2 separate regions of the Homo sapiens genome follow, and region 1 is linked to region 2. A link is a contact called in ENCODE Hi-C data. All regions are on one chromosome and are shown on one strand. The core of a region is the stretch at or near the end of the contact, and the rest is flanking DNA. Distances in the headings are between cores, read along the strand shown.

Region 1 (3,341 bases), core at 100-2,599, 140 kb after region 2:
TTTTAGTAGAGACAGGATTTCACCATGTTGGCCAGGTGAGTCTCGAACTCTTGACTTCAAGTGATCTGCCCACCTCGGATCTCAGATCTCAAAATGCTGGGATTACAGGCTTGAGCCACTGCACCTGGCCCTGTCCACAGAGGAGTCCTTGAAGGCCCTCAGAACAATTCATGAGCCCCTTGTGTTCCTCCACTTCTGATTCACACCTCTATTTAGTCATTTCTTCCCTTTGCCTTGTTTCTTAGTTGACTATGAAACCAACAAATGGGCTAAAATGAATCCTGGGTTGGTAAAAAGAAGGCAGGGTCTGACCCTTATTGGTCCACCCATTTCTACAGCTCTGGGCTCTTGGCAGAGCCAACACTAGATGAAGTATTAGTTTAAATAAAGTGAAGAGTAGGGGCCGGGCATGGTGGCTCATACCTGTAATCCCAGTACTTTGGGAGGCCAAGGTGGGTGGATCATCTGAGGCCAGGAGTTTGAGACCAGCCTGACCAACAGAGTGAAACCCCATCTCTACTAAAAATACAAAAATTAGCCAGGCATGGTGGTGCATGCCTGTAATCCCAGCTACTCGGGAGGCTGAGGCAGGAGAATCGCTTGAACCCAGGAGGCGGAGGTTGCAGTGAGTCAAGATCATGCATTGCACTCCAGCCTGGGCAACAGAGGGAGACCCCGTCTCAAAAAAAAAAATGCAGAATAGGACAAGCCAGCACCCCCTGCCACCGCTCCACTTCCTTATCCCAGAGAAAATGCAATTGCCCAGAACACCACACGCCAAAGGACTCCCCAAGGGTGGCCAGCAGGCTGGCAAAATCCATGCTTCATTTCCCAGCATCCCTTCCTCACTCTCTTCTTCACTGGCCAAATACTGGAGTTTCCCCTGCCCCAGCCTCCCACTCAGTCACTGGGGCATCACAGGGCCACACATTCCTGAAAGTCCCAGGCAGCACCCAGCTGTCTGCTTTGTACAGCCCACTGTCTCTCAAGGCCCAGGAGGGTGAGCAGTCTTAGGAAGCCCAGCCCAGCTCCCCATCTCACTGACTTAATTTTGAAGGCTGAAGCCTCAGTCTTCTGCTGCCAGCAATACCCCCTGCCAGTAATACCCTGGGACAGGAATGAGGCCCAACTGGGCCCCTGGGGACATCTGCCCCCCTCCCCACCACAGGTGTAGCAGACAGGATCTCCCTCCCCTTGACAGCAGAACTGGATCTCCTCAGACCCCCTTGGGCACCTCCACCCCTGCTCGCACCTCATTCTCCTCCTCCTGTGCCAGCCGCTGCTCGATGAGCGCTGTGGCCCTCTGCACCGCCTCGGAGTCCTCCATGGTGCCGTCCATAACCGCCTCTGCAGGCCACAGGGCCTCGGGGGCTTTATAGGCCAGAGCACCCACCCCTGCCCAGCTGGGCGCCTTTGCCATGAGCTCACTGGCCCAATTCTCCACCTGCCTCCCCCACCTGTCACCTTCACCTCGGGCAGCCCCAGGGAGCAGGGGGAGCCAGGGCCAGGGAGCAGAGCCAGTTGCCCCCCCAACTCCTGGCCTATTAGAGCCGGAGGGCACTGTGTCCCAAGAGCAGGGGTGCAGGAAGGAGCCCGTCCAGCCTCTGTCCTGAGCACTTGGGACTGGTTGGGCCTTAGCCAAGGCAACTGAGTTGCAAAAGGGAACTGCTGGCTGCATGCTCCAGCCCAGATGACAGTGCCACCTGCTGGATGCCTGGAAACCCTGCTCAGCCAGCTCCAGGAAGAGGGCCTGAAAACCAAACGGGGGACCCAGGACAGTTCTGTACTCCCAGGCTGTCCTGCAGACAGGCCCTGCTGGCTGTGAGGAGGGTCACACTCTACTTGTCCAGGCCAGGGCCGTGGTAGCAGGAAGGGCAGCTGTCTCCCTCTCTGATCACAGCTCACGCTGGCCTTCGGCTCTCCGGGGTCCCACATGCTTCCCCGTTAAGCATCACTGCATTTGGCTGGGTGACTTTTAGTCATGAACAAACCTTATCCAATCTGTCTCCTCTCTTGGTAAGTGCTCAGGGGACCTCTGCAGGGCTTACAGAGTCTTGCTTCAAGAAAGGGGTCTCCGGAAAGCACTAAGCCCAGCTAGCGAGGAACAGCAGCTACTCTGGATCCTTCTACCCTCCCAGGGTTTCCCTGTCAGGCCCAGACAGTGCCAGACTTCCCTGGCCAGGAGGCTGCCCATGCTCACTAAGAAGGAAAAATACTCCCAAGTGGAGCAAAAGCAGATCTGTACTTGCTCAGTTCCACACCTGGAACTCGCATGCTGGAGCTCTGAGTCACTGTGACCCAGGTTAATCTGCTAGGGAACTGCAGACACCCAGCCCTGTGCTTCTGTAAGGCTCACCTGGCTGGTGGCTGCCCTTAGCTAAACAGCCTTATATAAGATTCCCTTCTCTTCAGATATGCATGCATTCCCCTAGGAAGCATGAGGAACCGGTTCCTTTTCCTTTCTGGTTCCCTTGCTGGGAAGCTGACACAAACCTCTGACACACGATCTAAATCTGTCAGAGATTTTGCTTTAACATCACGATGGCTACAGCGTCTCCAGGGCCGGAAGTTAGCCCCTCTTGCTGCAGGAGCAGACCACCTTCCTGAGGTGCTGTCTTCGCCTTGCAAGCACTTTCACATCTGTCTTCCTGCTTAATCCTCCCAGCAACTGATGGAGGAGGCAGGGCAGGCAGCATGGCTCTGCTTTAAAGAAAAGCAAAGAGTGGCTTTTCCTGAGGACTCATGAGGACACCAGGGGAGCTGGGATCAGGGCCCAGAAGACTGGCAGTTCCAGGCTCACTCTGCTGGAGATTGCATGCCCAGAGCAGCTGGGGAGGCCAGGCATCCACCTGTTCCCATACCAGAACAGCTCCAGGGGCCCCACAGAGCTGCAGGAGAATTCAGTCAAATGCCAGGCAAGCGAGAAGGAGCAAAAGGCTTTATTGATAAATATGCAGATATGTCTGTCCACAGGGACCTGCTGTGGAGGCCATGACCAGGCTGCAGACCTCCCACTGCCTGGGTTACAGCCAGGACATGGCCCTGTGCAGACCCTGCCACGACAGCCCAGCTGTCCACCACCCGCCTCATCTCTGCCAATTGTGCTGGGGGCAGGGAGAGGCAGAGGCCCGCCTCAGGCTTCCCAAGCCCTGGGGCTCACGGGTGGTTCCCTCCCTTCCAAGGGAGTGGCACTGTGCCCAGGGGAGAGCCAGGGGATGGGGGCAGAGGAGGGAGACAGCAGCTGCTTCAGACCCTGAGCAGAAAACCAGAGTGAGCACAGCTGGCAGCACCAGATGACAGATCTGGGCTCCAGGGGCCTCCTGGTTGGCCCTTGTGGCTCG
Region 2 (3,778 bases), core at 156-2,655:
TAAGGACAAAGGCGGAGTAGGTAGAGGCAAGAGGAGACTCCACAAGTGTAAGGGTACAACCCACCGGCTTCTCCTATCGGTCCCCACCTCGGCGGATGGGCCCCACCCCAAGACAACCGAGCACAGAGAGACCGGCTGGGAGGAGCTTCGCAGGATGCCAGCACAATCCCCAGCTAAAACCAAACTCGTCGCTCATCCTGGGACCAGCCAAGGCCTGTCCTCAGCTCCGCCCGCGGCCCAGCGCCTGCGTTTTACAGCACCGGAGGCTGGATGAGGGGCCAGGGAAGGGAGTGCTCTTCCGACCACGGGGCGGGAGGGAAGGGGGCAGCCAGAAGCCTGGTTCCAATTTGGGAGCCTCCCCCGGATCTGCGCGGCCCCTGTCCACGTCTTAGTCTCAGCAGGGAAGGGAAGAGGAACCGCGAGGTTTCGCCTCGGGGCGGCTCGTCTGCGAGTGTGTGTCAGCCCCTCGGATCGCAGCCTGCGCTTGTCCCGGGAGACGGCGCGTCCGGCGCGGCGGTCGGGATTCTGGGCTGGGATTCTGGGCGGCGGCGGCGCTGCCGTCGGGCGGGAGCTGAGCGTCAGGGTTCCCGGGCGCGGGCGACAGTGGAAACGCTGGAGGGCAGGGAGAGGGTGCCAGGGCGCACCCGCGCGGGGCGGCGGCGGGGGAAGGGATTAAGGAGGCTGGTCTCCGGGGATTCCCCCGCCCCGATCGGGGCCGCGGCGGGCGCGGGCGGCCTCACGCCACCTCCTGCTTGCCCTGGCAGCGACGCCCGCAGCCATAGAGCGCCGAAAGCAGGTAGAGGCCGTGGCAGACGCCGCCGCAGACGGCGGCCGCCAGGAAGGCGTGGTAGGCGCAGGGGAGCGGGTAATCCTTGAGGTTGCAGTAGCTGTGGCGCTGCATCTGGTCGCTCATGATGCCGGTGGCGGCGCCGTAGAGCGCGGCCGCCAGCACATCGTGCGCCACGTTGACCATGAGCCAGCGCGAGCCCAGCACGGGGACCAGCTCGTGCTTGCCCAGCAGCGTGAGGAAGTAGAGGCCCAGGGTGAGCAGCCAGAAGAGCACGGACACGAAGAGCGCGAAGTGCACGGGGCCCTGGTACTTGCTGGTGGCGATAGTGATCCAGAAGGCAGCGCCGGCCAGCAGCTGCAGCAGCCGCAACACGCCCAGCGGGCTGCGCAGGAAGGGCCGCTGCAGGCGCACCGCGCCGCGGGCCGCACGCGCCTGGGGCGGCGGCTGGCGCGGGGGCGGCGGGAGCATGGCCCCTGGGCGCGGTGGCGGCGGCGGCGGCGCCCCGAGCAGCGGAATGGCGGCGCCTTGCTCGCGGGGGCAGCACGGCCCAGGTGCCCGCTGCGCCCGCCGCGGCCTCCTCGCCTTGCTCCCCTCTTAGTCCTCTCTTCCTCTCCTCCTTTCCCCACCCTTCCTCTCCTCTCTCCTCCCCTCGGCCCTCCTCGCCTTCTGTCTCCAGCTCTCCACCCTTCCCACCCGCCCCTTTCCCTTCCCCTTCCCCTCGGCTGTCTCCTCCCCCGCGCGCTCCTCCCGGCTTCCTGCCATCTCTCTTTCCATCTCGCTCACCACCCTGGCGCCCCCCTTTCCCCTCTGCGCCAGGCCCCCAGCTCGGATTCCTTCGTCCTCGGGCCAGGGCAGGGCGCATCTCCCAGCCCGACGCGGGCCTTCCGCCCTGTCCGCCCGTGCGCTGCTGCGCCAAGTTTGCCACATCTGGGGCCGCCCCTGCCCGCCCTGCCTCCTCCTTTTCCCTCTTTCCTGCCATAGCGCCCACCCCGGGCCTCTGGGCTCTTCCTGGGCGCGGGAGGAGAGCAGTGCTGGTTTTGAACTGGCATCCACTGTCACCTGGACATCCGCAGTCTCCTGCCAGGGCCCGCCTCGTCCTGTCCAAAGCTGTCCGAGTTACCCATGTCGGAGTAAGAGTCCATCACCCACCAGAGGCACCGCCACTCGTTCCACTCGGCACAAGCTTATTGTCCACACCCTCTTTTATCCAACCCTTCCTTGCCATCCTTCTGTCTTGCCCACATTCAAAATACGCTACCTAACATGGCTGGGACACAAACCCAGGGCCAAGAGGAAGCAAAGCCCACGGACTTAACTACTAGGCCGAACTGCCTGTGATGGAGGCTAACGATGCTTTACATTATTATTATTCCGTGCCACCGCTTTACCTGAGTTCTCATTTAACCCTCAAAACAACCACAGAGATACACGCAACTCCCCTCATTTTGCTGAGGAGGAATGAAGCCTACCTGGGTTCAGACCAGGAAGCTGGTAACTACCACCAGTCTCTCTTCTCTCCTTCATGCTCAACCTTTGTGCCCATGGCATCTTTCTTTTTTCTTTTTCCTTTTTTTTGTGGGGGGGGGGGTGGGGGGCGGTGGGGTAGAGTACTGTTCTGTCGTCCAGGTTGGAGGGCAGTGGAGCAATCTCTGCTCACTGCAACCTCCGCCTCCCGGCCTCAAGTGATTCTCCTGCCTCGGTCTCCCAAGTAGCTGGGACTACAGTCGCGAGTGCCACCACACCCAGCTAATTTTTGTATTTTTTTTAGTAGAGACAGGGCTTTGCCATGTTGGCCAGGCTGGTCTCGAGCTCCTGACCTCAAGTGATCTGTCCCCCTTGGCTCCCAAAGTGCTGGGATTACAGGCGTGAACCACCAAGCCAGGTCATGACATCTTTCTAAAAGACAGACCTGATGTTTGTTACACTGCTTCCCCTACTGAGACAGGACAGAAGCTGTCTCTTCTGTGTGGCCTATTTCACAATTTGTCCCCAACCAATTTCCAACTTCCTGGCTTGCCACTTCCTTCCCTGTCCCATGCTGTCACCCAGCATACAACCCACTAATCCTTTCCAAATTTCCCAAGTAAGCTCAGAATGCCCTCATTCCCACACCCCACTTGACAGCAAAACTCCTATTTATCCTTCAAGGCTCAGTTTAAATGCTGCTTCCTTTTGGTCCAGCCTCTGAGGCTGCTCTTCTAGGCCCCCAGTTGGACCATCCCTCTGCAGCAGTGTTGAGTCGGCTACATCATAACTATTGGATATCATGTCTTATCCATCTTTGCCTGTGCCTGGCTCATAGGAGACCCTGAGTAAAATACGTGGAGCAGATGACTGAGTGGCTGCAGGGGCAGCAATGGAACTGAGGGTGCCCCTCTTACCCTGGGGACAGTGCATGCCTCAGACCTACAGCTGACCCCACGCTGCAGAGCTAGTCTTCATCTCCCGGTCATAAGATGAGTCCTCTGGCCTTTGGCCTGGCTGAGCAGGTCCTCTTCCAGCAGGCTGGCTCCCCTTGGGAGAGAAAAGCTATGTGGCTTCTCAGCGGGTAATGCTCTCACTGCCAACTCAGCCCACTTGGAGAAGGCTCTGAATGTATTAAAAAAAAATAGAGACGGAATCTTGCCATCTTGCCCAGGCTGGTTTCAAACTCCTGGGCTCAAATGATCCTCCCTCCTCGGCCTCCTAAAGTGTTAAGATTATAGGCATGAGCCACTGCACCTGGCCTAAATGCATATATATGTAAGCATTTATATATATAATGCATATATATATAAATGCATATATATATATATATTCTTTTTTTTTTTTTTTGAGATGGAGTCTCACTCTGTCACCCAGGCTGGAGTGCAGTGGCAGGATCTCAGCTCACTGCAACCTCCACCTCCCAGGTTCAAGTGATTCTCCTGCCTCAGCCTCCCAGGTTCAAGCGATTCTCCTGCCTCAGCCTCCCAGGTTCAAGCGATTCTCCTGCCTCAGCCTCCCACG

What was found. A loop is a pair of places that touch in the nucleus more often than their neighbours do. Pooled maps may share reads with other maps.
Region 1: a loop to region 2 is called in a pooled map, with 2.7 times the contacts of the local background. The contact joins the promoter of ANKRD2 here to the promoter of MARVELD1 in region 2. A Hi-C loop is called at or near these places in 2 of 168 maps with a recorded cell type or tissue (body of pancreas and pancreas) and 6 of 50 pooled maps.

Annotation. Positions count from the first base shown.
Region 1 is chr10:97,570,787-97,574,127 of GRCh38, reverse strand. ANKRD2 (ankyrin repeat domain 2) reads right to left here and starts at 1,349. Exons shown (of 9, transcript NM_001346793.2): 1 at 1,253-1,349. The coding sequence starts at 1,339. UBTD1 (ubiquitin domain containing 1) reads right to left here. Exons shown (of 3, transcript NM_024954.5): 3 at 2,922-3,341.
Region 2 is chr10:97,711,357-97,715,134 of GRCh38, reverse strand. It overlaps MARVELD1 (MARVEL domain containing 1), which reads right to left and starts at 1,405. Exons shown (of 2, transcript NM_031484.4): 1 at 1-1,405. The coding sequence starts at 1,258. The coding sequence ends at 737. RefSeq lists a silencer at 514-733 and an enhancer at 1,044-1,093.